Regions from separate parts of the Homo sapiens genome. Here region 2 is linked to region 1. A link is an interaction called in ENCODE POLR2A ChIA-PET data of the cell type or tissue named here. Cell type or tissue: GM12878. All regions are shown on one strand. Each heading gives the region's core, and the rest is flanking DNA. Links, peaks and the distances in the headings are about the cores only.

What was found. ChIA-PET counts read pairs that join two places held together with the same protein. Peaks named below come from ENCODE experiments on the same cell type or tissue, not always from the same donor. Only the 100,000 strongest peaks of a DNase experiment are listed, where the experiment ranks them.
Region 2: POLR2A ChIA-PET joins it to region 1 with 43 read pairs; 6 of 35 experiments call an interaction of 5 or more read pairs at or near these places.

What each region holds. Positions count from the first base shown.
Region 1 is chr3:195,121,410-195,137,204 of GRCh38, forward strand. The region is part of intron 3 of XXYLT1 (xyloside xylosyltransferase 1); the gene reads right to left. It overlaps MIR3137 (microRNA 3137), which reads right to left and starts at 13,171; the gene lies at 13,097-13,171. RefSeq lists enhancers at 2,808-3,340, 4,404-4,934, 8,088-8,467, 8,608-8,917, 10,029-10,098 and 2 more and a silencer at 3,171-3,465. In GM12878, for the core only: no CTCF peak of the experiment used is centred there; a DNase peak (open chromatin) is centred at 8,372; H3K4me3 peaks cover 1,738 bases; H3K27ac peaks cover 2,500 bases.
Region 2 is chr3:195,245,395-195,261,189 of GRCh38, forward strand. All of the region lies in intron 1 of XXYLT1 (xyloside xylosyltransferase 1), which reads right to left. It overlaps LOC124909475 (a long non-coding RNA gene), which reads left to right and starts at 14,953. Exons shown (of 2, transcript XR_007096225.1): 1 at 14,953-15,795. RefSeq lists silencers at 6,452-6,501, 10,705-10,879, 14,202-15,141 and enhancers at 7,321-7,370, 8,160-8,947. In GM12878, for the core only: no CTCF peak of the experiment used is centred there; a DNase peak (open chromatin) is centred at 7,509; H3K27ac peaks cover 1,894 bases.

The DNA of each region.
Region 1 (15,795 bases), core at 7,185-9,684:
CCTTTAACTCCTTTTGGCCTTCATACCCTCCAGGATGACCTCCCAAGACAGGGTTCCTCTAGATATTTTGCTCCCCTGCTGAATTCAGAGCCTCTGAAGGCTCCTCTTTGCTGCCTAGCCCCAAATGACGTTCTCATCTTTTCTGCCCCTACGCCCCACTCTAAAACCTTCCTCAGTCACACTGAGCATTCCCTCATCCCCAAACCTCCTCTGTGCTTTCTAACCACTTGGGTTTGGAGCTAGCAGACATGCTGGTCCTATTCTGGAGAATGGCACCCAAAACAAGAAAGGCTGAGGGCCTCGTGCTGAGACTCTACAGGAGAACACTCGCCAGGTCGGGGACTCAGGCAGCTTTATTCCAGCATTCTAGCCCTACCATCAACTGGCCCTGTGACCTGGGCAAGTGGCTACCCCTCTCTAGGCCTCAGGATCCCCATCTATAATACTGGGTGCTGACCAAGTCATCTCTAAAGGCATCGTCTAGCACTGGGCCTCCAAGAGAAAGCCCAGCCTGGACCCTACATTGTCATCCTCCATTCCTCTTGTCTTAGTTCAAGCTATTATAACAAAGTACCACAGACTGGGTGCCCATAAACCACAGAAGTCAAGTTCTTACAGTTCTAGAGGCTGGGAAGTCCAAGACCAACGTGCCCACTGATTCTGTGTCTGGTGAGGACTCACTGCCCAGTTCACAGATGGCTGCCTTTCCCCAGTCTCCTCATATGGTGAAGGGGTGACAGAGCTCTTCAGGGTCTCTTTCATCAGGACACTCATCCCATTCATGATGACCTAATCACTCTCCAAAGGCCCCACCTCCTGATACCATCACACTGGGGGTTAGGATTTCAACACATGAATTTTGGGGGGATACAATTATTCAGTCCATTGCACCCCTCAGTAGTCTAAAAGGGCTGAGGTTAAAAACGCAGATGGGAAAAGTAAGGCTCTGATATCTCCCCATCCTCCAGACGAAGGTGGAACACCAGCTCAGTGTCTAGCTGGAATGTAGTACTGAGTAGTAGTACAGCAGTACTGAGTAGTACTACTTGGTAGTACTGTAGTAGTAGTACTCAGTACTCAGTATCAGTACAGCAGCTCAGTGTCTAGCTGAGAAGTCCAGCTGGAAAGTACCCCATGCCTGAGCACCCCAGAGCTGGGTCCTAGGAGAGCCCACAAACAGGTGAGAAGGGATGAGTCCCAAGGTCCTTCGACTCCACAGGAAGGGGGAGGCGACTGCCAGCCCCAGCACCACAAATTAGCCAGGAAGCTGAGAGAAAGAAGGAAGTTTCCAGCTTTTTTGGTTTCACATTATTGACGGCACGTAACAAACTCCCCTCACCACCCCATCAGTGTGACAGCGGGGGCGACACGCTCCCCTTGGTGGCTCAGCAGCAGAGTGGGAAGAGCATCTGCTATCTCCACATCACTGTGCCTGGGGCTGTTTGCAGCCCTCCAAGAAGGACACTGAGCCCTCTGTGCTCAGAGACAGGGTGTGGCCAGCTGGAAAGGACCAGGTGCTATAAGCCAGGAGCCCGGGCACTGGCCTGGTTCTGCAACGAACCAGCTTGGTGACCTTGACAAAGTCACTGTTCTCTGATCTCACTTTCCTACACTGAAAAATGAAGGAGCTGGAGGAGATGATCTCCATGTTCCCATTCGGCAATGTCATTCTATCATTCTACTAAATGGGAATGACAACCAGATCTAATCAGCTAGAACTCATTCAACCAATATTTTTAGGTATCTTCAATGTGCAAGCCTCTAATTTACCAAAAAAAAAAACCCTACATTTTTTTCCTGAATGGCTACAGGCAGTGGAAGAAGTGGAGGGGCCCACCACCTATCCATCATAGTGGACAAATCCCCCCAGCACAGCATAAGGGGCTGCCTAAACCCCGCCATCAGCATCCACTCCCCAGAGCCTCCCCGTCAGCAAGCCCCCCTCTCCTGGCCGGCTGACGGAATTACAGAGGGCTTAATCTGTACCAATCTTCCCTCTCCTGACTGATGAGGCTTTGGGGATTCTGGGAGAACACGGAGGTGCTACTGCCTGAGTCACTAACGTCGGTGATATAACAGAGAAGGCCTCCCTGGAATATCTCTGCAGGCAGAAGACGAGTGAGTCCTGAGGGCTGCAAGGCCTGCGTCTGAAGGAGCTCGTCAGCTGAATTATTAATGGGACTCTGAACGCTGCTCAAGTTTCCCCTGACAGATGCTTTCGCCAGCTGATGGTTCTGAGACCAATTAAGAATGATTGCGGATTCCAAGGCAGTGCCACCACCAGTGAGCATCTTAAATGTCTCCGGAGCCCACTGCAGGAAATTCACAGCCAGCCATCTCCTCAGACGCGGGCACGATAATCACAAAGGGGGGCACCAGATGCTACAGGGTCTGGGCCACTGCCCCATATCAACTTCTGTCCCCCGCCCAGGACATCACCAGAACCCTAATTCCAGCACACAGAGCAGAAGGCCCTTCAAAGACCTTTGCAGCAAATTCCAAGGGTCCTAATGCCTCAGGAAAACAGGTATCATGTGAACAAAGGGATCTGGGTCAAAAAGCTTAAAAAAGCTAACGCTCAACAAAGCTAGACAGGACTGTGTACTTCAGGACTTCTAGGAGCCTTTAGTGTGCTCCGTGAATCTAGAAGAGGGGGAATAAAATGTACGTATTTCTCAAACTTACTTGATCATTACACCCTTTTCTTCCAGGACACATTCTGGGATTGGTGTTCCATGGAACTCACCTCGAGAAGTGTGGGTCTAGACCACAGCCCTCATTTTACAGACAAAGAGACAGAGGGCCAGGGTGGTTACGCAGTAAGCCAGATCTCAGGTAGAGTCCCTCATACTAAACGGCAATGTTCTAGGTGCTTGTCAGCTGCTTTAAGGAAAATGACAAGGTTTTCTACAGGAACTGACCAGATGGTTGGGGGCTGGACTGAGATGCTTCTGGGAGAACGATGGGTATAAATCCAAGACCTAGGACTCACCTGGAAGGGAAATGGTTTGCGATGGCAGCATGAGAGAGCTCTGGGGCTTTGGGCCTGGCACAGAATAACTTTGTTTTCCCCTGATAATTTGTCTAGTGTTTCTAGGCCTCCCCCTCTAGACTGTGAATTCCGTGGGGGCAAGGACCACGTTTGTTTTGCTCACGAACGCAGCCCCAGCACCTGGCACAGTGTCTGGTAAGCAGGCAGTGCTCAGGAAATATTTGCTGACAGACTGATAAACTAATGAGCACATGCCTTACTGTCAACTTCCAAAAACCCAAGACACTTTGAACCCCGTGGGAGTGTGGACCCCACATCAACCTCCAGTATCACAAGACTGCCCTCGCTGGCCGGGACACAGTCAGCCAGGTTCCAGGGACCACAACTCCCACTAGAGCCAAGCAGCGTACGGACAGGGGCTGGCTCCGGGAAGGCTGGAGTCTGAGCCGGCACTGGCAGCGTTTTTCACGGACGCAGCACACATCTGTATTTTCTATCAGGCTGCGGGTGCACAAGGCTGTCCCGGGTTATTTGAAGGACAGAGGGAAAAGAGCAGTACGAATAAATGGCATCTCAGCTTCTTTCAAGCTAACCCATTCTTTATTCATTTATTACACATTTACTGAGCAGTTACAGGGAAAGAGAAAAAAATGAAAGGCTTGATCCCCGCCCTCAAGAAGCTGATAGAAAAAAGAGAATGTGTAAAAAAGAGAAAATAAGAATGAGAAAAAAGAGGTGTGTAAGGGGCCACATGGCAAGGAAGACAGTGACGTCAGAGACACCTAGGCTAAACCTGTCCCCAAGAGCAGGGGAGGGGACCCGGCTCCGACAGGGAGCTGAACTGATATTCAGCTAGGGGCCTGGACATGATGCTTTTGGCCTCTACTCCTCGACCTTCGACCAAACAGTCCTAAAAGTGGGGGAAGCCTGGGGCCTGGGCCTTTCATCCCCATTTCCTTCCATTGCGGGGCTGGAGAATTGGGAGAGCAGCCCAGAGCAGGCTCTCCTTAGGTAGGGCCATGGACCAGGAGGGCAGCCCTAGCCTGTCCACCGGAGGGGCGTAGGAAGGAGCTCACAAGGCCAGGATATGAGCTCACAAGCCTGGTGGGGGTGGGCAATGGGGAAGAGCCCAGGAAGGGCAGCAAAGGGCTGTGACATCTGCCCTCCCCACCACCTGATTCAAAACTCTTTCGGTGGGGGGTCATCCTCCATCAGAACTCAAGCTCAATCAATCCCCTGGCCCCACGCTTCCAAATGCAAATTATCTCAATGAAGCGAAGAAGCCATATTGATTTTCAACTGAAATCTTGCCTGGAAATAAGTTGAAATGTTCATGATCAAAATCTGTGGCCAGGAGATGGGATCAGACCTAGAGGCCCTGCTGGCGCCAACCTGGTAGCAGGTGTTGGCAGAGACCTGCGTGAGGACAGTCCTAGGCAGTCACAGCCGCTCCAGCGGGCATCCACCTCCCGCAGCAGCCAGAACCCCGCCCAGACAACACTGCCCTCAACAGGGAAGGTGCGGGCAGGAGCAGCTCTTCCACAGGTTCACGATACCCCGAGATAACTGAGAAAGACACAAGGAGTGCCCCCAAAACCACATGGAGGCATTTCTGCTATATAGTCAGCAAATGAAAAATGTCAACAGTGACCTACGCCCAAATCACATGCATGCCATAAGGTTATTTTTCAATTTCTGTTTACTGCAGACCCGCCTTGGGCAAGCTGGTGCAGTTTTCTTTTCTTTAGTGAGTTGAGTTCTACCCCTAACACACAGGTGAGGTCGAGAGGCCCACTCAGTGCTGCGTGAGGCAGGATAAGGCCGTGAATGAAAGGCTGCCAGACCCAGGCCTGCGGAAACCACAGTAGCCACAGAGCTAAGCGGTGGGGTATTCGTTACCGCACCTGACCCTCTTTGGCGCTGTCCTGGCCTGTGGCAGGTCAGAAGTTGCCTTCCCACTGGTAAATGCGATTGGTCATTCTGTGATCATTCATTCATTCATTCACTCATTTACAGTAGTCCCAAATATTTGCTGGGACTGTGTACAACAGAGCATTGTACCAAGCACTGGGGATATAAAAGTGATGAAGGCACAGTTCCTGCTCTCTAGAAAGGAGCCCATGGATTTGGCCTTCTACCTTTGGTGTTCTCAATTCTGCGACAGTCTCGGCAAAAAACCCAACCGGGCATAAAGACTTGACATTCTGCACAGGAAGGAAGCACGCAGGGACAGAATGTCCATTTGTGAGAAAAAGGAGATACAAAAAATAGACATCCCTGGAGGGCTCCTCCTCCTTCTTTCAATTTGATCCCAACACTCCCCTCCCTAGAGAAGACAAGACTGTTCAACAGCATTGCCACCCCATCTGCCAGGTGGCCGGAGGGAGCAAAGGCACAGCCTCCCAGGGGCCCTCTGCTCTGACCTGGCTGCCTGGTGGAAAAACACTACAAATCTGGTAGGAGGTGATTTGATTTTCTTGCCTGGTTGCGATGCAGTTATGGTGTTATAAAACAGAGGGTCCGAAAGACTCTCACAGGGAAGCAGAAGGAAATGGTCTTTTCATCTTCCCATGTACCATTCTGTAACTCAAGTGCAGCAACCTCCATTTTACAGAATGTTCCCTCTGTGGATTTTCAGAGCCAGGCTAAGAAAATGAAAGAAGTCTTCAGGGGTAGAGGTGGGAAGAACCTGAGGGACCTGGGGTGGGCATCTGCGTTCTAGAAGAGTCTTCGCTTTGGGAAAAGCCTTCTCCAACACAGCTCCCCGGTAAACATGAGTGTTCAGAGATCAGTGCTTAAAAGAGAGGCCTTAGGAAGGGAGACACAGCAAAACTGGAATCTAAGTTTGGGGAGTACCTCACACGGCGGATTTGACTCTCAAGCATCATCCGTAGATTTGGTTTTGTGTTACTCCTGGGTGTCTTTGTCAGTTCCTCCAGGGGTGCCATGGACTTGCTAAAAAGGTGCTGGAATCAAAATTTTAATTCACGTATTTGTATTGATTTAGTTATTCCTCAGGCCCCATCTACTTGCAAAGATTTCGAGGTGGCATGTAATAAAGAAAATATAGACAATGCTAAAAGTTTAAAAATAGTGAGGTGTGGTGGCTCATGCCTGTAATCCCAGCATTTTAGGAGGCCGAGACAGGAGGATTACTTGAGCCCAGGAGTTCAAGACCAGCATGGGCAACATACTGAGACCCTATCTCTACAAAAAATCAAAACAATTTGCTGGGCATGGTGACACGTGCCTGTAGACCCAGCTACTTGGGAGGCTGAGGCAGGAGGATCACTTGAGCCCAGGAGGTTGAGGCTGCAGTAAGCCATGATCATGCCACTGCTCTCCACCTTGGGTGACAGAGTGAGACAAAATGTGTGTGTGTGTGTAATTTTTCTGAAGAGCAAAACGCCATGTAGAAAGAGGAAGTATTAATAAAAAGTAAGATATTTGATTGATCAGAATGAATTTTGAAGGGTCTGTGAAATGATTATATAAATCATTGAAAGAGGTAATTGTGCAAATGTGTACATCACATAGGCTGACATAGTATCAGAGCTAGAAGGGAGCTTAAACATCCAAACATCCGTCTCCTCATACAGATAGTTGGGAAACCCAAGGTCCAGGCAAGTGAAAGAGCCTGGCATGCCAGGAGCCCAGGGCCCATGAGGACCTGTAACCTGCAACGGGGCCAGGGAAGCTGACGGCACATGGCCACACCACTGGTGGGAGGCAGACTCAGAACACTTCCATCCCTTTCTAGCATGCAGTCCTAGTCTGCTCAGGGAAGTGTTGATAGCTCAGCCTCAGTACAGCCCCCCAGGGAGGCAAATGACTGACAAACGCCTGCACATCCCTTCCTACCTGACACACCACATCATCACCCACCAGGGCGCCCAAGCCAGAACCCCCAGTGCATCCTTAACCCATAGCGCATTCATCCTCCTTTCCAGCTGCCCCCCTTAAATCTCATCTCAGCCCCAGGTATTCATGTTTTCACTCCTCTCCAATCTAATCTCCACCATGCAACCAATGTCAACATCCTAAAATGAAAATGAAACCAGACCTCCCCATCCTCACCAGGATAAAGCACAAATGCCTTTGCATGGTTTATGAGGCCCTCTGTGTCTGACTCCTTGGACCAGCACTCTTACCTGCACACCCCGGGCTCCTGGACTAAACTCTCATAGCTCCCTAAACTACCCTGAGCCACTGCTCCTGTAGCTCCCTGGACCTAAAATGTCCTTTCTTCCTGACCAACTCCTGCTTTCCTTCCAATATGTCACCTCTTCCTGATGCCTTCCCTGATTACCTCTAATTGGGCCTCTCCTATGTGTTTAGAGCCCCTCATCACAATACTTATCTGTTACTTGCTTACTTGAATGTCTCCCCCCTTGTATAAGCTCCTTGAAGGTGGAGACTTTTATTTCTGTCTCTTCAAATCTTAAAACACTGGTACACAATAAATATTTGCTGTGCAAGAATGACTGGCTGACTGAATAAATGAAAGCATGCGCCAACACTGGAAGATTAGTAGAACCGTCTTGTCCCAGTGGCCAAGAAAAACATCCCCATGCGAGACGAGTCATTTTCATTCTCTTGGAAAGTAAAAAGGCAACTAAATCATTAAAATGAAATAAAAATTTTCATCTTTTAAAAAATGACTTTATACAGATCTGTCAGTACTTAATGCTTGTTCTACCCTGGAAAAAATATTGTGTGGGGGGAAGGTCGCGGCTAACATAGAGAGGGACAGCAGAGTTTAGCGTGAACACTGAAGTCTGCACTTATACGGCAGCCATTTACAACCTCCTGCCCTCTCTCTCTCTCTTTTTTTGGTAACAGCTTTCTTGACACATAATTTAAATTCCATACAATTCACCCATTTAACATGTACAATTCAGTGGATTTTAGTATGCTCACAGAGTTGTGTAACTATGACACAATTTTAGAATATTTTCATCACCTCAAAAAGAAATCTCGTACCCTTTAGCTATCGCTCCCCCAAAACTCCTGGACCACCTGCCCCAGCCCCAAGCAACCATTTTTGCCTCTTCTGGATATTTCATCTCAATGGACGCATATAGTGCGGTCTTCTGTGACGGGCTTCTTTCACTCGTCTTAATGCTTTCAAGGTGCATCGTGCTGCGGCATGTATCAATTCTTCATTCCCTCTATGGCCAAATAACATTTCATCATATTTTGCTTTTCCATTCATCAGTTGATAGACATTTGGTGATTTCCACCTTTTGGCTATTATGAATAATGCTGATATGAATGTTCATTTGCATGTTAGTGTGCGGGCGTATGTTTTCAGTTCTCTCGGGCATTTGGTGATTTCCACCGTTTGGCTATTATGACTCATGCTGATACGAACGTCCATTTGCATGTTAGTGTGTGGGCGCATGTTTTCAGTTCTCTCGGGTCTCTGTACACCTATCTAGGAGTGGAACGGCTGGTCAGGGTCACTAAGTTTGTGAACAGCCAGACTGTTCTTCAGAGCAGCTGTACCACTTCATATTCCCACCACCAGTGAGTGCGGGTTCCCATGCCTCCAACTCCTCACCAGCACCTGTTATTGTCCTGCCTTTCTTTTTTTATTATAGCTGACCAGTGGATATGAACTGGTGTCTCACTGTAGCTTTGCTTTACACTCTGCCTGATGACTAACGATGTTGAGCATCTTTTTGTGTGCTTTTTAGCCATTTGAATGTCTCTCCTGCCATTCTGCCAGTCTCAGCAAATACTCAGTGCAAGCTACTCAGTTGCCAGGATTTCCTGGTAGATCTGTGGTCCCTCTCTGAGGACCCTCAGGTACAGCCCCAGCATGCCCACCAACAGGTAGGAGCTGCCCATTAGCACCTTTAGAGATGACTCTGGAGCTGGCTTTGAAGTGACAATGATCACACTCAGTAGACAGGGACTATCTGAATGCAGCCTGCTGTCTTCTAGAAACTGCTAGGCAGGTCTGGGCTTAGAGGGGAAAGGCAGAGATGAGTGAAGATGGGGTGGACCCTGCTGGTCCTCAAGGACTTTATAACCTTTAGCTGTGGAGACACCAGGTAAGATTAAATAAATGCTTTAACCAAGTCATTAGCAGAATGCTTCAGAAATGGAGGAAAGAGGAGAGGTGATTCCTACTTACGGGTGAAGTGTAGATCAGGGAAAGGGTTCATGCCAGTAGCTATGCTAGAGCTCAGCTTACAAAGGAAGTAAGTTTCCACAGCCAGAGTTGGGGAAGGACATGCTATGCTAAGAAATCAGCCTGAGCAAAGCACTGGAGGCGAGAGGAGGGGAACGGAGGCAACAGGCAATCTGGAGGGGCTGGGCTCAAGTCAGCACCTTCAAGAATCTGAACAAATGTACCCATGGCCATACACAACAAAACGTGCATACAATTTCAGGGTGCAGGGAGAAGGGAGAGGAGGGCAGTGAGGCTGAAAGATCAGCTTGAGGCCAGATCGGAAGAGGTCTTTATGCTGCACCAACTGCGGCTTTGTCCCATACGCTCCGAAAAACAAGGCAGAGCTGGACCCAATGGTGACAGGATCCCCAAGGGTCTGCTTAGCCTGAGACCTGCAAACACAACACCATTGCCAAGACCTGCAAATTCTGCAAGCAGGACCATTCAGGTCCCTCCTTCAATGTATCCCTCGTGCCCTCTACGGCCTATTCTCAGAAATGGGACCCAAACAGTGTTCTCCCTTGTGCCGGCCTGCTCCATTGGCCGGTTCCTTCCCAAGCTGCTGAGGAAGCAGCCTCGCTTTGTCACAGGCATCCTCATTACCCACTACCTGACCCCCACATTGCTCAAACACCCTAGACTCAGAAGCCGAACCACCCTCTTTCCGTCTCCCCATTCATTTCCAAACACACACAGTCTTCTTTGTTCATGAAAGGGACAGGTGATCTGACTTGCCTGAAAGGCGGGTGGATTTTTCAGTCCTAGCTCCACATTCATCAGCACCTTACAAGTAAGGGCAGGCCTTGGCTTTGCAGCTAGCTGTTATAGAGCAAGCCTGACATATAGCCTTTGGCTAACTATAGCACAGCTATTTCTGCAACTGCAGCAAAGTGCACCACAAATCAGCAGTCACAAAGAATGGCTTGGAATCTGTTACAGCAAGAAAGTGCATCTCCAGAAAGCTCCATTCCAGCTGTAGGACACTTTTCCCGCTCTCTTTCCTCCACTGTGGTCCCAAGTCAACAATGCAAGCAACAGTTCAAACTGAGAACTGAGAACCTCCTTCTGCGAAGACCACTCTCAGAGCACAAGCAGGGGCAGGGCCAGGGTGATGAGGCAGGCAGGAGGTGACAAACCTCTATGGTAAATGTTTACCAGTGACCCCACCATATCCAGGCTAATTTCATAGTCATCACAAAATATATAATATTACCACACAGTGAAAAGAACACTCAATTATACTTGAGGCTTGGATCTTCCATTTCCTAGTTTTGTGACCTTGGACAAATTCTATAAAATGAGGACACTATCTTTGCTGTCTATCCCTGAGGGCCTCAGTGAAGAGGTTTGCCAATGAAGACAGAAGTCCAGGCAGGTGATCAGCATCTAGCAGGCCCAAGAGGAAGATGCTAGAAGCCAGCCAGTGAGACTTGGGGGAGCCAGGCGGGACCTCACTCCTAAGGAACTAAGGAACCCAGTGGGGTCCCTCAGTGCCAGCCTGCAATACCCAGAGGACAAGGATAGCATGTGATCCACACCGCTAAGGCCTGAAGCCCACCTCCACATTTACAGCTGTGACATGCTGGCCATGAGCTTTTGCCTTTCTGTGCCTCAGCTTCCTCACTTCTAAAATGGGGATAGAAATAGTATTGGCTTTATGGAGTTGGGATAATTAAACATTCCAATGCTCCAGCCTGGGCAACATGGCGAAACCCCATCTTTACAAATAAAGAAATTAGCCAGGCATGGCAGTGCGCGCCTATAGTCCCGACTACTCGGGAGGCTGAGGCAGGAGGATCACTTGAGCCTGGGAGGTCAAGGCTGCAGTGAGCCAAGATCGCACCACTGCATTCCAGCCTGGGCAACAGACTGAGACTCGGTCTCCAAAAAAAAAAAAAGAAAGAAAATAAGTGCTTAGAACAGTGCTTGGCGCATGACACACATTCATTAAGCAGCAGTTGTTATTATTACAAACTATGTCTCTGTTCACCATTAATTTAAACTGCATTTAAATTGCAGTTTGAGAGGTAGGCAAAGTTTTTGGAGGAACTAATGACATCAGCCTTCACTGGGGAGATGGATACACCTAATCAGAGCTGAAGAGCCAAGGAGGAACGCCACGGTTTTATTCTCGGCTTACTTGGAGATTTGCAACTGACACCTACCAGCCAGCAGACCGTAGTGAAGCAGGATGCTTAAAGACTAGTAATAATCATCTTTCATAAATATATGGAACACTTTCAGGTTTACACAGATTAACGCTGAGATGCACAATATGATTCTCATTTTACCAATGAAGAAAGTGAAGCCAGATTTTAAGTATTTGCTTAATTCCATGCACAATTCTCTTTCTACCAAAACCATATATTCTGATGGACTAGATTTTCTGGTTAACAAGGGCAGAAGTAACTACATTCTGTAAACTGAATCGTCCTGCTGAGTTCTAGTGAAACAAAAGCTTACAACATCATAAATAAAAAACCCTGCTTGGGGTGGAGGTGGTGGGCAAGTGTAAGCACCAGCATGGTCTCAGGGACCTGACAGAAGGAGGGTGGCAAGAGAAGGAATCAGGCAGATTAAGGGGCATGAAATGTGAAGAGAAAGACGGCTGAAGCCCCAGGTGCCCCGCCTGCTGAGCAGACAGATGGCTGCAAGTCCCAACGCTCTGATAAAAAAAGGAAAATTAATTTTTCCTGAATGGCCCTGGAGTACCAGCAGCTGACATCGGCAGGTGGATAACTGAGCCAGCCCTTGGGGTGGGGAGTGGGAGAGGGGGAAGAAGGGTGGGAACTTTCTTCTCAAGTAAGAAGGAAAACACTGGAGAATTCAATAGGTGTCCAAGAGTTTCTGGAAGTTCTACAGGCAAATGTGATCAAAGACCTTCAGGAGAAATGTGTCCCATAAGTGACAGCATCTATTGAACTCTAAAAATGAATGTGTCTGCACCAAGAAAACTAGATGTTCAGCTTCCAGCATGATAAACATTTCATATTTGAGTCACCTCTGCTACGCCTAACAAGCAGAGGCGGACGAGCTGCTGTGCCAAACGCTCCCAGATGCACACTCTCGGCAACTTGTTGCCATGCAGCATTGTATACAGTCACGCACCACGTGACGACGTTGCAGTCAACGACAGAACACACGAACAGAGGATGGTGCCAGAAGATCATGATGGAGCTGAAAAATCCCCATTGCCTAGTGACGTCTTGGGGATCCTGACCCTGTGCAGGCCTAGGCTGATGTATGTGTTTGGCTTGTTTTTAACAAAAAAGTTTTAAAAAATTAAAAACTTACAAAATGGAAAAAAGCTTACAGAATAAGGATAAAAAGAAAAAGTATTTACTTTTGGCTGGGTGTGGAGGCTCATGCCTGTAATCCTGGCACTTTGGGAGGCTGAGGCAGGAGGGTCGCCTGAGCCCAGGAGTTTGAGACCAACCTCGGCAATATAGTGAGACCCCTGCCAAGTAAAAGACAGACAGACAGACAGAAAGAAAGAAAGAAATTTTTGTACAGCTGTACAATATATTTGTGTTTTAAGCTGAGTGTTATTACAAGAGTCAAAAAGGTTTTTAAAATTTAAAAGTTTCTAAGGAAAAGAGCTGCAGTAAGCTCAGGTTAATTTATTTTTGAAGAAAGAACATTTATTTCTATAAATTTAGCATAGCCTACAGGTGCCTGAATAGAAAAAGCTTACAGCAGTGCAAAGTAACGTCCCAGGCCTTCACACTCACCCACTGACGCACCCGGAGCAACTTCCAGTCCTACAAGCTCCACTGATGGTAGATGCCCTATACAGAGGCACCATTTTTCATGTTTTACTCTTTCTATGTACTGTACTTTTTCTATATTTAAGTATTTTTAGATATACAAATATTTACCCCTGTGTTATAGCTGCCTACAGTGTTCAGTACAGAAACATGTTGTACAGGTTTGTAGCCCAGGAGCACGAGGCTACCCCTATACCATACACCCCATTGCTCCCAGGCTACAGACCTGTATACCATGCTACTGTAATGAATCAGCACACACATTTGTGTTCCCAGCAGCTGACAAGATTAATCTTCAGGATGCCAGGAAGGGACTCGGAGAAAGCTACAAGCTGGGGCCCTGGCTTCCCCGGTAAGAAATGTATGTCTGCATAGAGTTCCTCCAGACAGGCCTGCTCCCTGCCTCTGGAAGCCTGGCAGAGAGGAAACGCTTTCCATCCGTATTTCCCACTGGCTGGCATCATGGCGTGAAGAGGGGTGTGTGTGTGTGTGTGTGTGTGTGTGTGTGTGTGTGTGTGTGCGTGTGCGCGCGTGCGCGCACGTGCAAAGAGCTATCAGCTATTTCCAAAGACGACTCAGTAAATAAGAGCTTTTCTGTAAATCTGAGTATCTGAAGGACTTTTGTGGGGAAAGGTGTGAGGACATGTTTTCGTTTGGCATCAGAGTATGTTTGGCAGGGGCAATGGGTAGAAACCACAGGGGCGTAGATTGTTTTAGGTTTAATAGACAGAAAGACATTCTAACAAACTCATCCAATCATCAAATAATGGGCTGCTCTGAAAGTGGCCACGTCCCCACTGTGGGAGGTGATCCGCTTGAGACTGACAGATCTGGGATGCTGCAGGCGGAATCCAACATGAGGCGAGATACCCTCGGTGTCCCTCCCATTCCCAGAATTCTGCGACGATATCAACAGAATCTATAATGGTCTGCTAGAGTTAGGAAAGATAGTTCAATTCACCTTTCTCATTTTACACAGGAGGAAACCAAGGTGGATAGGAAGGGACTGGACCCGAGGCACCTGAGTCTATCTTTCCATCCCCTTATCAAAAAAGAGTCAGTCAGCAGGGGCAGGGAGGTTTGTTCAGCATTTCAGTGAAGAGAAAGGGGTGTTGGGAGATGGGAGGGAGGACAGTGAAGTACAAGTGGCTTCCATTTTCCAGGGCAGATGACACACTGGGCACCTCCACACTTCCCTGGAGAACCCAGGCTGGCTCGGAACACAGTCCCTAGGCCTCAGCACCAGGAGGCTGAGACCCACGGGAATGACACTGTGGCAGAAGTCAGCTGCTTTTGCAGTACATAGCAGGATGGGGTTCCTGTGACTGAAGGGGCAGACACGGAAACTCAGACTGGAAGAGCTTTCTACTGTAGAAAAGAGGTTTTTACTGTGGGAAAGAGATTTTCTACAGTAAATCTTTGCTGTCACCTTAGATGGATAAATGGATGGACGGATGGACAGACGGGGATGGCAGGACGGCAGTCAGGTAGGCAGGCAGGCATTATTCTAGTGCTTCCCTAGGGTAAGAGAAAGGTTCACCCGACTCAGGCTGCAGACATAAAAAAGTGAAACCCATGCCCTCTGATAATGACCAACATTCCCTCTATGGTGTAGAAGCTATGAATGGCCTGGCTGGATACAGTTTCCACTAAAACCTACACCACTGAGATTTCCCAATGATCAGAAGCCCTCAGCAACAGTCTGAGAGCAGCCATGCACGGCTGCCTTTAATTACACACTGATCACAGCATCACCAGGGCCGTCACCATGCTGGGAGGAAAAGCGATAACATCATTTTGCTGGAGAGAGCCCCACACGTCAGAGCAGAAATGCAGCCTTTGCCAAATGTGACTGTGGACAGAGATGAGAGATCCACTCGGACAGCGCTCAAACGCCAACGTAGGACCCTCAGTGCTCCTATAGGTTTGAATGAAAAGACTATCTTTAACATACACCTGTATACTGCAACCCACCCCGGCCCAAAAAAATAAATGGGACTCAGTGACCCAGGCTATAAGGTGGCTGGGTAGGAGACTGCAAAACATCTCAAGAGCTGCTATTTCCTAATTCAGGAAATAGAGGATGTGGTCTAAGAACCATCACTCCAGGACCTCAGGGGCAGAGGGGACAGGCAGGGGACTGAGCCCAGGAACCTGGGTTCTAGTCCTGACCAAGCGGCCCCGGGTGAACGCAACTTACCGAAAACTTAGTGTCTTCTACAAAACAAGGATAAAACCACCTGCGTTCTTATGTCACTGAATTAGTATGAGGAGCAAATTTAAAATATGAATGTAAAACCAATTTGCACACAGTTGAGCACCGTTCAAGCACACAGGACGACAGCACTGCTATAAGCCCTGGCCAGAAGCACACAAGGTGAAGTGGGCAGCTCACAGGACGCAGGGAGCTGCCAGGAAGGCCACTGCATGTCTGTCAAAGGGCATGGAGACTTCAGCCTGGACAAGAAAAATAAATAAATAAATAAAAACAAGCAGAGGTCCAAGGAGATAAATAACTTATTCTTTGTTTTAGACCATTTTTAGAAGTGGCGTCGAAGGGTAAAAACCTTCATCAGAAAGGCCTGGACCCAGAAAACAGGTTCTCAAACTGAGAAATGAGCACAGGATTGAGTGTCTAAAAGGAGATGATTACACTGCAACTCGTTCGAGTCCTAGGAGGCTGTCCACAAGCTTAGGCTTAGCTGCAGGCAGCCAATGGGATCCTTCAATCATACAGGTACAGCCTGCCACAGTGCCCAGGTGCCTCATCAGCTTGCTGTGGGGGCCAGGACAGAGAAGGGGCACTGAAGGGAAGAAAAAAGTGGAGGGAGAAACAAAGTGGGGTGTGACACTTT
Region 2 (15,795 bases), core at 6,227-8,726, 120 kb after region 1:
ATTCGGCCCACCTCGGCCTCCCAAAGTGCTGGGATTACAGGAATGAGCCACTGCACCTGGCCCAATTCATCTTCTTCCAGTGTGGCCCAGGGAAGCCAAAAGACTGGACACACCTGTTCTAGAGTGTCCCAAGGAGGCAAGGGGTCCAGAAGCCATTTAATTTGAGCGGCAGCTGAAGGAACTACGGGTGTTTGCCTCACGTGGGAGTGGGAAGAGGCAGAGAGGATGATATGTGTGTCTCCTCCAAATCTCATGTTGGAGTGTGATTCGCAACGCCGGACTGGGGCCTGGTGGGAGGTACGGAATCATGGGGGCGGGTCCTTCATGAATGGTTAGCACCATCTCCTTGGATGTGAGTTAGCTCTCGCTCAGGCGGTTCACGGCAGATCTGGTTGTAGAAAGAAGTGTGTGGCACCTCCACCCGCCTCCACTCTCTCCTGCCCCTGCTCTCACCCTGTGATGTGCCTGCTTCCCCATCACCTTCCGCCATGACCGGAAGCTTCCTAAGGCCTCCCGCAGAAGCAGGCGCTGGCACCACCCTTCTCTACAGCCTGCAGAACCATGAGCCAATTACACCTCTTTTTAAAATAAATTACACAATCTCGGATATCTCTTTATAGCAACGCAAAAATGGTCTAATACAGAAGACAACACAACCACACACACACCTGCTGATTTATTCTCTTCGCCTCCTTCTCCATCTAGCACACTGGTGTTTACACCAGGTTTTTTCTTGCCTGTAATGAAGGGAGGATAAATGGCTAAAATAAACCCCTTCTCTCTTTCAAAATCTCAATTTGCTTTTGACTCAGGCGCTCCTAACAGAGCAACAATCAAGCATCGGTCCCCAGGAAGACAAGGCTGTCACGACTGGAAGAAAGAAGACCTGCGCAAAGGATCCAGTGCCCTCTCTGTGCCAAGTGTGGCCAGACCTGTTCTTCTTCCCCTCACCCTGCTCGTGTCTTCCTCACCTCCAATGGCAAGAGGGTCTTTGGCAAGCAGATACAGAGACGAAGACCGTGTAAGCACAGCAATACACAGTGTGTCTGTCTTGTAGGTACGGCACCTTGTGGACCTTCAAACACACGGGCCTTCCAGATGAATTTCCAGGATGACCATGAGGAACTATGGCAAACCAGCAGGATGGAGCCATGTCCCTGGAGGGAGAGCAAGACTCAGGGGAAAAATGAGAGGAATGAGCAGTGAGCAGAGGCAGAGGGGGTGAGCCCCGGACACTCCTCCAGGCTGATGAGGAATAAACCACAAGGCAGCTCCAAAGGAGAGGCGGGGGTGAGCAGGGGTCTGTGCTATCCTCTGGACTCTCTGTGTGTTCATGACCAGCCAACAGTGATGTTACAATGTGGCCACATGGCCTTCCAGACACCGTGACACAGGCTGAGGGGTTCCACAAGCATAAATCCAGGATTTCTTTAACACGGTCTATCCAGCCCCCACAGCCACAGCCAGAGAGCCAGTCCCAGACTCCCGGCGCCACTCGCCACCTGCCGCTCCAGCCTCCTGGTCCCAATTTCTGTCTCTCCACAGAGAAACATTACAAATGCACGGAGTCACTCACCATCTGTTTTTGGCACTCACTAAAGAATACTCTGAGTGAACTTTTTTGAAATAATCCTTGCACAGTGGGTAGAAGCATTCCCTAATTCACCTTTTCTATAAATCATGTTTTGCTTTTTGACATTTAATACTAAATTTTCCGGACAGTAGAAGCCGTTTTTCTACAAAATAATGTGTTCCACCCCAAAAAGGAGGGGAAGAGGTATGGCAGCGAGGGAAAGACAAGAAGGAGGTGAGATGGGAGAAGAGGGCGAACGGCCGTTCCAGGATTTCACTGTGAAATCTGAGGGTGGTCGGTCACAGTCCACGTATTCACCAAGCCGAGCGGTGGGAGGGCCGTGAAGGCTTCTTAGCCAGATTCCTCGATTTGTCCTTTTTTCGTGTGGGAACCATCCCATGACCTATGACCTCCAAAGAACACTGCAGTTTTACCATGAGTAACACCCAAAGGAGGCACTGAGCCAGATTCTGTCCCGCAGGCAGGAAGGTGGCCTGGGCCGGGAGGCTCGTCCCCATCTTCCGCACCTCACCCTCGTGCACAGCTTCCTCTAGGGGCCGGCCTCTCTTGAAACTGGCATTGAGCCCCAGTTCCGAATGGCCCCCCACCTCCTTCCTGGCTCTCTGGGTTGGGGACACAGCTGGAGCCCAAGGGGGAGAGCCATGATCCCCAGACAGCCCTGCCAGGCTCGAACCCTCCGACCCCAGGGCAGGCTCAGCTGCTGTATTAGCCTGTTCTCACACTGCTGTAAAGAAGGACCCAAGACTTGGTGATTTATAAGGAAAAGAGGTTTGATGGACTCACAGTTCTGCCTGGCTGGGGAGGCCTCAGGAAACACACAATCACGGCGGAAGGGACACATCTCACCATAGTGCAGCAGGACAGAGAGAGAGAAGGGGGAAGCGCTACACACTTTCAAACAGCAGATCTCCTGAGAGCTCACTGACTCTCACGAGAAGAGCAGGGAGGAAGTCCCGCCCCTGTGGTCCAATCACCTCCCACCAGGCCCTTCCTCTGACACGTGGGGATTACAATTTGAGGTGAGATTTGGGTGGAGACACAGCCAAACCTTATCAGCCACTTTCCAAGGCTGCCTGCTCTCCTGGGTTTCACAAAGCCGCTCATCCAGTGCTCGCTGAGATTGGTACACACACATCCAGAGGGGTGCAAAAGGGCGTCCTGTGGGCACACGGACCAACCACTTAGATACTTACAGGCTTATACTGTTGTGCAAAGTACTAAGAAGAAAGCTTTAGAACTTTGACTTCAACAGATACTACCTCAGGAGGGGCTAAGGAGAAAAGAAGAAGAAAAAGGAGTTGACATGGTTTGGCTGTGTCTCTCCCCAAATCTCATCTTGAATTCCCACCTGCTGTGGGAGGGACTGGGCGGGAGGTAACTGAATCGTGCGGGCAGGTCTTTCCCGTGCAGTTCCTGTGAAAGTGAGTAAGTCTCATGAAATCTGATGGTTCCGTAAGGAGGAGTTTCCCTGCACAGCTCCCGCTTCCCTGAACAACAACACCACCACAAAAGACGGGAGTTTCTCTTATTTTTTTGCCTGCTGCCATCCATGTAAGACATGACTCACTCCTCCTTGCCTTCCACTATGATTGTGAGATTTCCCCAGCCACATGGAACTGTAAGTCCATTAAAATGCCCTTTTTCCTTGGCCAGGCGCAGTGGCTCACACCTGTAATCCCAGCACTTTGGGAGGCCAAGGCGGGTGGATAACCTGCAGTCAGGAGTTTGAGACCAGCCTGGCCAACAGGGTGAAACGCCGTCTCTACTAAGAAAATACAAAAATTAGCTGAGTGTGGTGGCAGGCACCTGTAATCCCAGCTACTCGGGAGGCTAAGGCAGGAGAATCGCTTGAACTCGGAGGGAGGAGATTGCAGTGAGCCAAGATTGCGCCACTGTACTCCAGCCTGGGGGACAGAGTGAGACTCTGTCTCAAAAAACAAACTCCTTTTTCCTGTATAAATTACCCAGTCTCGGGTATGTCTTTATCAGCAGCGTGAAAATGGACTAATACAGGAGCCAAATTAAAATATACGTTAAGTAGGTAATACTGCAGACAGCTCTAGGGCACTGGGAAAATGCAGGAAGGAAACATGCAGACGGAATTGTAGATGCCCTATTCACATCCATCGCCTCCTTTTGTGGGTGAGACACTGTTTAAAAGGCCAAGTGCGGCACCAGCAGCCAGGGGGAGTTCAACACGCTGATTTCCCCGCCTGACGTCAGAACCTACTCACCTAATTCACCTAATGTCTCATCTAAAGCCTCTAACTAAATCCCTTCCTGTAACTTCAAAAGGTTACACCCACCAGGCGATGTTCAGGATCTGGCACTTCTCTAAGCAGCACCATGCTGTATAAAACAGGCATAGGGCTCACATCAGGCATACGGCTCACATCAGCACACAATGGCCACGCGGCTCACACCAGGCGCATGGCACGTGACAGGCACATGGCACACTGGCACCTGCTCTTCATGGGATCACAAAGAAAGGAAACATGTCAGGCAGCAACGTAGATGGACATGAGCTCATCTCATCCTCACCATAACCATGCCCCGTGGAAAGGAGGCAGTCGTGGCCAGAGAGGGGAAGGTCCCTGCCCAGGGTGACTAGGTCGATGGCCAAAGCCCAGATTTCAGCCCACGTCTCGCCGATTCCAGAACACACTCAACCTTTCAGGCACAAGGGTTGCCCTCGCTTCACTTGTCCTATTTGACTCCTTCATTAAGGGGCACAGCTCCCACTGAGCCTGCTCACTACAAACCCAAGCGCTGTCAAAAGAGGTAAACGTGTGGTCTGTAGCCCTCTTGATGTCACATACTTCAAGTCCACGCATAAATAAACTCTAGTGGAGAAAACCTCAACATCCCAACCTAGTAGCGGCCCTTTCCTGATGGATCCAGAATCCCTCCACCACCCACCACCACCACAGCTTCCCCAGGCCAAGCACCATCCTCTCTCCCCAGAGCCAGGGTGATGGCCTCCTAAGGGTCTCCCCAGCATTCTACTCTCCACACGGAGGCCAGAGCCCTCCTCCTCTGACCCAGTCAAAGCTGGAATCCTCACTCTGATGCAGGCTGGGAGCTGCCCTCCTCCTGCTAGCTCTGGCACTGATGTCCACTGTGCTCACCCAGGCCACACTGCACTGAGCCTCCGACACAGCAGCCCCTCACACCTGCTGCCCAGATGCTCCTCCCCAGGGCTGCCCAGCCAGCTCCTTCTTTCCTTCAGGTCTTCACTCAATGTCACCTTTTAGTGACAGCTTCCCTGCCCATCCAATTAAAAACTGCAACTGGCCGGGCGTGTTGGCTTACACCTGTAATCCCAGAACTTTCGGAGGCCGAGGTGGATGGATCACGTGAGGTCAGGAGTTTGAGACTAGCCTGGCCAACGTGGTGAAACCCCGTCTCTACTAAAAAATACAAAAATTAGCTGGGCGTGGTGGCACATGCCTATAACTCTAGCTACTTGGGAGGCTGAGGCCAGAGAATCACTTGAACCCAGGAGGCAGAGGTTGCAGTCAGCAGAGATCGCGCCACTGCACTCCAGCCTGGGCGGCAAGAGTGCAACTCCATCTCAAAAAAAAAAAAAAAACACTGCAACCACCCCCATACTCCTGGTCCTCTTCTCCTGCTGACACACGGTATAATGTACTCACCTGCTAACATACTATATGATTTATTCATCTGCTTTTCATGGAACAAAGAAATGAAACCTAACCTTTTATGAACCCCTACTTCACTGTCTCCCAGGCAGCAAACGAGACATTTTAACAGCTCATCTAGTCCTCTTCCTGCCAGGATGTAAGCGCTACAAGGCAGGGACTTTTCACCTGTTCTGTCTCTTCTGTTCATTGATACACCCAAGTTCCCAGGACAGCACCTGGCACATAGTAGATGCCCAGGCTGAATGATGGCTTCAGATAGCAGCAATACTGGACGGGGTTACATGGATCTTAAAAATGCTCATCTCAAAGCAGCACTCGTTTGCCTCTGGCTTTTGTGAATGACCCACAAGGACCAACCTAGGCTTCCCTCTGTCGGCATAAATGTGCACTGGCCAGACGGCCCTGGGATCTGAGGACTCCCTCAAGCTACATGAAAGCACAGACCATCTCACTGAGCACAGCTGCAGGAAGGAGACAGCCAAGTCATCCTCGCACGAGGCCCCTGCTGCCCCGCGGGCAGGTCCCCCACCTCCACCCCACCTGCTGGCTCCCCAAGGCTCAAGCCTAGCAGACCATGGTTAGGAAAAGCAGAGACCACTTGCTAACTGCAAAAATCAAGTGGATGACCAATATGGGTAGAGCCAAGCGGTCACCCAAATCACTCATGTGACCCCATGTGTTTCTGACAGGGAAGGCGGGGCCCAGCCAGGTGGAAAGGGGCTATCCACAGGTTAGGCAGCAGGTCCCTATAGGAGCCAGCCCAGAAGCCAGGCCCCCGGCCCTTCTCATACAGCCCTGCACCTGCCCATGAAGGGAGTGAGGCCAGGACAGACGCCTGTGAAGCTGCGCTGAGCACCGGGTCCAGACTTCAGTGAGGGGCTGCTCCGCCTGCAGCTGGAGGCACCCTCCTCTCTACCCTCCACAGAGACTCTGAACGCTCTCGGAAGGTTGGCCCCAGTGTCTGCACAGCCAGGAAGTCTGAGGTGGCACAAAGGAGCCACGCAGGTCTGCTCTCAAAGTTTCCCTCCTATCCTATTTCCAAAGTTGCCCCCAAGCCTCTACTACCTCCTGCCTCAAAGGCAGCAAGACCCACACCAATAAAAGGGAGTCTCCGCCAAGTGCTCAAGAGAACATGGAATGGGAAGGGGAACAGCCACCTGGAGGGGAGCTCACCAGGGTCCTGCAAAGCAGAAGATGCACACACCCCAGGACCCAGCAGCCCCTTCCAGGCGTGACCCTGGAGAGCCTCAAGCACATTGTTCGCCTGGGTGTTCACAGTAGTGGGAGTGACAAAACAGGGGAACCACCCGGCCATCTCTCAGAAGGCAAATGAGTAAACGGAGGTCCACCCACAATAAAATACTACACAGCAATTAAAATGACAGGGCAAGACTTCCATGTATCAGCAAAGATAAATCTCAAAATCATAAGGCTATGAAATCTCATACTCACAATGAAATGTCAAATGGATATATGAGACTGTTTACATAACTGCTGAAAACATACAAAGCAGTAATACATATATATTTTATGCATACATATGTGGTAAAAATTAAAAACATACAAATTGCACAAAACACCAACTTCTTATTTGTGACAGTAAATACCTCTGGAGGGAGTAGGATGGAGAAGAAATAGAGTGAGCTTTAGCTACGTCTATAATATTTTATTTCCTTAAAAAAAGAATCTTAAGCAAATAGAGAAAAATGTTAGCACCTATTTAACTTACACAGTAGAAACAAAGATATCTGTTACTTTTTTTGTTTTCATTTTTCTGTTTTGGCTTATTTTAGAATTAAAATTTTTTAACATCTAAAAAATATATCGTGAGAGGCAAAAAGCGGGGCTGTGTAATATAAATTAGCAGGAAAAATTCTTTATAATGAAGAGGCAAGAGAGTGGGCACTGAGGAGCAGCCCTGATAGACCTGATCTTCACATGTGTTAATTTGTGGGAACAGGACCACATAGGACTGGGAAGTGTTTCTTGTGGAGAATCAAGGAAGGTTCCTGGGAACAATTCAAAAGAAGAAAAAAAACCACACACACACACACACACACACACACACACACACAGAGAGAGAGAGAGAGAGAGAGAGAGAGATTCACTGTGGTGTTATTTATTGTGTGAAAAAAACAGAAACTCACAGCTCAGGTTACAAAAGAAATATGACTATAACGTATGCTACAGTGATATGAACAATAAGCTGGAGACAGGGCAGGGGCGGCGAGGCGGGGAGGCGTTTATGGCATACGCCACCGCAGGTGGGTCCCCTATTCAGTAACGTGAGTAGAGAACAAAATTCCCCTGCTCTATCCAAATTAGGCCTGCAAGAAACAAGGGCTCAAGGGAACGTGGGAAAATGAAGACGGTTTGTTGAATGAGATTTACAGCTTTCCACTACCTGGAGAAGCAAGTCACAAAGGGCTCTCCGTGGAGCCCAGGCACTGCACCCCAGCTGCCCGCTTTTCTCCAAGCACTTTCTCCTGCCCTTTTCTTGGACCCTCCCTCTCCCCGGGGCCCAGGGAAGGCTGCCCTAAGCACTGACTCCTCTCCTGGGGCAGTGAGATTTCCCTCTCATATTTCCAGGCTGGAACAAATCCCCCAAAGACTCCCGTAAATCAGGTCCAGATGCTGCACATGTCACAGAAAAAGGCTGAGAAGTCAACAGCTCCAGAAATCAGGAGGCGAAGCGGCAAGATCCCGTTTCATTTCCCAAGGCCCCTGCTTAAGACACAGCCTTAAGCAAAAGACACGTTTTCATTTTGCATTTGCCTTAAAATGTCTCCCAACTCTCTGAGAGCCACATCAGTTCTAAAATCTTCAACTGCTCACATTTCTTTTTTTTTCTTTTTTTTTTTTTTTTTTGAGAAGGAGTTTTGTCTCCCAGGCTGGAGTGCAGTGTTGTGATTTTGGTTCACTGCAACCTCCGCCTCCTGGGTTCAGGCAATTCTCCTGCCTCAGCCTCTCGAGCAGCTGGGACTACAGGTGCCCACCACCACGCCTGGCCAATTTTTGTATTTTTAGTAGAGACGGGGTTTCACTATGTTGGCCAGGCTGGTCTCGAACTCCTGACCTCAGGTGATCCGCCCGCCTCGGCCTCCCAAAGTTCTAGGATTACAGGCGTGAGCCACCGCGCCCGGCCTGTTCACATTTCTGATCAAAGCGAAAGCCACTCAGTCACTCAGTGAGCCCAAAGAAGAGACCAGTAAGCAGGGCCAGCCTACCTGGCAGTTTACATCCTCTGCAAACGCTGCTCAGCAAATTCAACTATGTAGCCAATCACTCTTCCCTCAAGTGAGTTTTAAAGGGTAACACCAGAGGGAAACGGTGCTCTCGGACAAGTCACGGGGGTGCCCACTGCCCAGCTGTGCACCAGGGGGCACCCCCACTGGGGTGGGGAGATTTCCCTCTCACATTTCCAGGCTGGAACAAGTCCCCCAAAGACCCCCATAAATCAGGCCCCAGGGGGCCCTCAGCGCTTGGAGACTCTGGCCACAGACGTCAGCAGTGACTGCCCAGGCCTGGCAGGTTCTCCAGGGCCTCAGCCCCAGGGCCTGGGACCAAAGCCCCACCCTGCACTGACCACAGGTTAAATTTGCCCTGAAACTGGGGTCAGCAGCAGAAACAACACGCCCCTCACCCTCCCAACCACAGGACGCAGGCTCGAAGCCTGACGAGGTGATTTTCAAAGTACCATCTGCTCCTGGGAAGCCATTCCCTGAGCCGGAAGCTTGTTCCTTTTCCCCTGTGAGGAAACTGGGGGCCACATGGCATCACACAGAGCCCTCTGCAGGCTCAGTCACCCTCTCACTCTTGCTCAGCACGTCCACGGGGCATAATTAAGTCTGTAGGCTGCGGGATCTCTGTGCCAAAACTGCTCTTTTGTTTCCCAAGGTGAAGCATCTGGAACCTGGGCATCCAGGCAACAGGCTCGCAAGGCCCAGATTCAGGGGCAGCCACCTGCGCCAGGCTGGGACCTGACACAGGGTGAGCAGGTGAGCCACTGAGCAGGACCATGAGGTGGCATGCTAAAGCTGGGCACAGCCACCAAGGGTGGGACACAGACCTGCAGGGCCTTCACGGGGCCAGGGCAGTGCCTAAGGGTCCACCTAGCACGCGTCAAGCACAAACAGCTGCGCTGTGCACATTCAGTCACTTAACGTCGCCCTCACACCAATGTTTTGGGGCAGGTGATAGGACTGGGCCCCTGCTACAGAGAGGAGGTGGTTCAGAGAATGTAAACAACTACCCCCCACCTCCCAGAAAGATGAGGTAGAGCCAGGATCTAAAGCGGCCCATCTGTAGCCAACACCATACTCATTCAAGAGACACACGCCCATTCCCACACCCGCTGCACAGGAAAGAGAAAGAAGTCAGACTCGGACCCTGTCCCCAACTGCCCCAGGCTGGGAAATTCACCAGCACTGCGGACAGAGCAGGGGATAACAGCAGCATCAGAAAGACCCATAAGGCCATAGGTTTGCAGAGGGAATGCAGTCCCTCAGCAAGGAGCTTCAGTCGGACTAAACCAGCAGAAAAGGCGGTTTCCGAGTACCATGCTCGCACAACAGGGAGCCGCCGACCAGGCCTGGAGATCCCTGTGACAGTCACGGCAGGACTGGGGCTGCAGGAGTGCAGAGCCAGGTGGGAGACAGCAGCGGGGTTCCCTACCCCACACGGCTCGCACCCACGAGCTCAGCCCCCAGCAGGACCCAGTCGGGCTGGGGACTCAGCTCCATCCAAGTGGGCTGAGCAGGGCCAGGCAATGGGTTGGAGGGAGCCATGACTCTGGGCCTGCAGCTGAGGAGGCTGCAAAGCTTCCTTCTGGAGCAGCCGATCAGTGGACGTGGAGCAAAGCCTTTCATTGTCCACAAAACACAGACGACTGCAGGGAGTCACAAGTGGGTGAGATCCAAAAGCTGTGTCAGGCTAGAAACCAAAACAGAAGACAAACCGGCGCACAGAGCAAGCACAGCGTAGAACTGGCTTCCGAACACAAGGGAAGGCAGGCAGGGAGACCATGAGTGCAGGGAACCAGAGAGGGCACAGGAGAGCTGCTCCCAGTCTCCCTTGTCCACTGAGCAGCTGTGTGGCCCTGAGCAAGTTGCTTGGCCTCTCTGGGCCCCCGTTTTCTCATGGATAACATGAATAGACTCAACTCCAGGACCAGAGTCTGGACTCCCTCCAACCCAGACCTCTTCTGCAGCTAAATGAGGGAGGTGGGGCTCCAACATCTCAGCCTGTAAATCCCACCTCCTAGAAAGAGGCTCCCTGCTGTTCTATGGGCAGCTCCTGGAGGAGGGAGGGAAGGTCCACCCCGGGCAGCCCTGGGATTCCCCTGTTCTGTGCCACCCAGCTGACCAGGGGAAGAGGCCACCCAGCCAGCAGCAGGCACAGGGGCACCGTGGGAACCCTTCTGGTGGGGCCCCAGCTCTCACAGAGCATTCCTGGCTTTGGAGGGACAAGAACAAACCGCCAAAATCAACAGGCATCGGGCAGAGTGCTGAAGAATCAGCAAGCCGGACTCCAATCATGGCTCCGAGCAAGCTCATCTGTGCAGCCTCTTCCTAGGGGAGACTAGCTACCCCTCACAGGCCTGGCTGCTCCAAGGTTAAATGAGGGAGGAAAAGCAGGATCCAGCATGGTGCCTGCCACCCAGGGTCTCCTGCGATGGTGGCAACTGTGGCTCATTGACGGTGACGATAAACCTGAGACAGCTCTGGTCATTCCAAGTCCCTCGCCCTCATGCTCCGCGCAGGCCTGAGGTGCGGCCCTGCACAGGGCAGGGCCCGAGAAACGAACCAGTACCTCCCAGAGGACGGAAGGGAAGTCAGCACGGAAGCCTCACCTAGGGTCATTCCAGGGATTATCCCAGAAAGAGGGGAAGAGCAGCCTCCTCACACCCCGCAACTTCTCACCCGCACATTCAGGATGGGGTCTGGAAAGGGCATGAGCTCTGTAAGCCCCCAGCACTGTTTATACACGCCTGGAAGAGAACAGACTGTTACTCAGAGCCGGAGCGTCCCCACTCCTCTTATGATGAGAAACTGAGGCAAAGACATCAGAAGGCCTTGCTAACAGAAGCCAGGGTCAGAGGAAGACCCAGAACTCAGGATCAATAACATCTGGGCAGGACTCTGTCCACCACACTCCAGCTGAAGTGAGCGCCCAGGGGCAGGTGCAGGCTGAAGAGCTTGCCCAGGGCACTGCCTGCCAGCCGGGGCTCTAGGCAGACCAAGCAACCTTCCCAGGGCTCTCAGGTAAGGGAGACAAGTGAAGCCCCTTGTACCTCCCAAGGGCCAGCATCAGCATTTCTTCATGGTAATGCAAGGGGGACAGTTCCAAAACCCAAAACACCGCTGACACTTCATGGCTAGTGTCAGGCTGGATGACTTTCTGCAGGAGAACCCGTGACAAGAGGGACCGGGAAGCTTTCTTTACAAGCTTGAGGCCTCTGTAAGCGGCCAAGGACGCCATGTCCCGCAAGTCTGAGCAGCATGTGCACAGGACATCTGACGGGCATCGGTGCCCAGCCATCCCACCCCGGCCTTCCATGGCTGCACTCACACCCCACTGCCCACCGTGTTGGCATCCAGCTCCTCCAGTGTGCGAGCCTATGCAGTCTTACCCATGCCAGGCCCTGCGCCACTACATCCTGGAGACACAGAATGAAATAAGACACAGTGCTCATCCCCCAGCAGCTGGCAGAAGGGCCAGTGTCAGCTCGGCAGGAGCCAGGGGAAAGGGGCTCACCAGGGTGGAGGTGAGAGGTAGGTCCCCACATAACTGGCACCGTCCGAGCTTCATCATGAAAGGCGAGTTAATCAGATGAAGATGGGAGGAATGGGTGATCCGGGGAAGAAGCCCCTGAGCAAAGTCCCAGAGATGGGAAGTGGCCGGGGTACACCACAACCCCAGGCAGTCCAGCCAGGTGGATCACCATGGCAGCCAGGTACATCCTGGCTGGGCCGGCACGGGCCCCGTAGCTCTCCCTGTGGCTCCCGCTCCAGAGTCCTGGCTACTGCTGACTCTCTGCCAACCCAGAGAGCCACACACTCACCCAGCCAGGCCGCCCTACCCCAGCTGCCCCCCTCTGCCCCATCTTCTGGTCATGACTCTCCTGCCAGGGACAGAAGACAGAGCCAGTCTGTGGCTCCAGCTGCCTGAGTTCCCTCATCTCTAAGGTGGGCAGGTCACATGCTACCCACGTATCATGGGTGTATATCCTCCAAGCTCCCTGCCCCCCAGCCAGCCTCTCCATCCTCACAAAGCAGCCCCGGCACACCCACAATCCTCGACCCTGTGTCTTCCTACCCCCTAGACAGCAGGTGGCCAAGGGTGCCCTAAGCAAAGCCTGCACTATGCCTGATCTTGTGCAGGTTTTTCAGACTGACAAATCCACCTGCTGAGCCTATGAAGCCCCTGCAGAATCCCACGCTGACCAGGACTCAGGGAGCCTGGCCACCTGAGCGGTCACACAGAGGTCACATCCTGGGCTGCTGTGATGCTCTGGCAAAAGCAGGGCCACCTCACAGCCTTCAGTGAGGCAACAGCCACAGAGGGTGAGGCTAGAGACCCCACTCAGGGGGATAGTGTGGCAGCCAGGCATAGGAGCAGGCTCTGGGAGTATGTGGGGCTATGTGGATCCATGAGCGTCTCCCCAGAGGCCCGGCCTTTTTAAGTCATTTACAGCTTACACTTGGCTGATGCCCAAAAATGACTATAAACAGTTACTGTGTGCAATCAGACCAAGAAAACAAATCAAAAACCAGTAAGAGGGAAACAAAACATCAAAATTTGACCAGAAATTGTATAATTGTGCACCATTTACTATAAACAAATTTGAATTGGAACCTTCGAGAAACTAAGGAACGTTCATAGAGGCGACTCTGTCATCTACACAAGACTACAAAGGCTTCATCATCCTGACAAGCAGCAGCTCCCACTCCAGAGCACAGGCCGGCTAGCACTGCAGAGCCTCTGTCCAGGGCCAGGTAGGGCTAGGGCCCCTGGGGAAGGGACGTGATGAAGATGAGCCTCTTCCTTCCAGCAGGAAAGAGAAAGTGTGGATGCCCCTGAACATCAAATAAGGCTAAGGCATCCTGTGCTTTCAGAGAGAGGCAAACAATATATTGCCAAGAGGTAGGGGAGGGAGGAGTGTCAGAGAAGGAAAAAACACCGTAGTTTGGAGAATTGAAGACTTGCAAGAACACGGGGACACCGGAAATAAACCTGGCCAGAAAGCTGTTTTGCAAGCTAGCTGCACTGCCCTCCAACTGAATCAACGGTATCAGCATGGTGAATAAACAGGTATGCGCTTTCTAGAGTGACAACAGCAGGGTGTCAGTTCCCAACACACCTATTCCGGTACCATTATTAGCAGCCACCGTTGACCAAGCACCTGCCATGTGCCAGGCTGTGAGCTGTCTCATTTCATCTGTTATCCCGGCAGCACAGCTGTGCTATCCCCAGGCCTGCCTGAGCAGGGCCGCAGGGGCCAGCCTCTGGGAGACTAGTCCCACCAGCAGAGGATGGCTTAATCGGGGCTGCTTAACAGTCATCGCCCTAATAAATAAAACCAATGGCCTTAATTTAAAACACATTAACTTAACAGCAGGCTTTCTGTCAGCTGATGAGGCCTAGCTCCACTGCTCAGAACAGGCAAGTAGTTAGAGTGGCCTCTCAGAGTCAGAGCCGTGAAGTCAAGGTCCCTGTGGCTTGCGGGTAAGGCCCTGGTCATCTTGACTTGTCTTCCACAACCCACACGACGGTGTGAGTGGTCCCAGGGCGAAAGATAAGAGCCCTGGATGGGAAGGCTGTGAGGAAGGGCAGCAGGGAGGCCTTCGGGCCCTGCCAGGCGGCCCTTCCAGCAAGCAGGCGGCCGGGCTCCTCCTCCCAGGGAGAGGCCTCCCGCCCCAGGTACAGGCCTGGGAAGCCCTCATCTCACCGCGAGGACAGTCGCGTGCGACAGGCCTGTAAGGTGGCATCCGAGTCCCTCCCGCAATTAAGGACGCCGGGCTCCAGGCCAGCGCCAGGGACAGACCCAGCACCAGGGCGGCCCCCGGAGCCGGCCTCTGGCGGCCTCGGGTCTTTTGCCAAATTCCCCACCGGCGCCAGGATACCGAGGGGCCACCCCCACCACGCGGCTCCAACAGACACGTTTCCCACACTGGCTGCGGAGGCCCGCCGGGTGTGACGGGGACCGGGCGGACTGGAAAGGATGTGGCTGGGGCCCCGGGGAGGACCAGGCAGGAGCGACGGGCCTCCCACGCAGCCTCCCTCCGACCGTGCTGCCGCATCGCCCGTCCCAGCGGCTCGGCCCCGCCTTGTCCAAAGGGCTCATCAAAGCCGGTTTACCGGCGGCCCAGGAAGGAAATGACCGCCCGCCGCAGCCCCGCCGACTGCCTTTCAGTTCAGTGCTTTCGAAACCACAAGGGCGGGCGGGGCTAGAGGAGGAAAAAAAACACCCCGCGGGAGCCTCAGGCTTGGGGGCTGCAGCCGCGCGCACCTCGCCGGCCGGGGGTCGGGCGCGCAGACGCGGTGCAGCGGCGCCCCCAGGCGGCCGCGCGGGGCACTGCACTCGGCCCGTGTGTCGGCCCCGGGCGGGGGAGGGACCGCGCCGCGGAGGAGGGGCCAGCCCCGCCCAACGCCCGACGCCCGCGGCCCCTCCTCTCCAGACGGGGGGCCCCGTGCTGACCGCAGCCGCGGAGCCCGCAGCGCACATCCCGGAGCACAGGACAAAACCTGTGCCTGCACCGGAGCCCCCATCCGGCTCCCGCAACACTGACCCCCCTGGGCAGCCTCGGGCACGGGGCACCTGGAAAGCCAGCCCCGGACACCGCGCGGATTCTGCCTCCCGGAGGTCGGACTGCATCCTCCCGTCCCGGGCGAGGCACATCCAGGAGGAGACAAGGAGGCGAAGCCCCCTAGGATAGGTGAAGACGACAGGCCCTGCCACCTTCGCTGTGGGTATTAGGGTGGGCTACCTCTCAACCGACCCCTCCGAAAAAGACGGGGCTGCTGCTATCACCTCCCTCAAACAGCAGAGGAGGTGCCTGGCTGCTTCTAAAGGCAGCTCGCTGTGGCACTTAGTCACTGCCCCTTTCTGGCCCAGGGTATCAGCTGGACGGGGGACACTACGCCCAGAGCTTCCTTCCTGTTCCGATGTTTGGCGAACCTGCAGCGCTCCCTGAAGCAGATGAGAGGGAAGCTGCACTCCCAGAAAGCGCAGTTTTGGTTCATATTGAATGGATTTATTGGGGGTGTCATCGGCAGGCGGATGACAGATTGTCAGGTGGGCTACAGCCCTGCCCTCATCCCCACACCCACAGCCCCTTGGCAGAGCTGCTAGCGGGGTCCTGAAGTGCCTCCTGCTGCTCTGGGAGCTCCGTAAGCCACCTGCTCTCAGCCTCAGGGATGCCACACCTCTTTCCCCAGCCTCAGCCACGCTCAAGTGAGGCGTCTGCACTTTTATACATTCTAAAGGCCTGAACAGGCCGGGCGCGGTGGCTCACGCCTGTAATCCCAGCATTT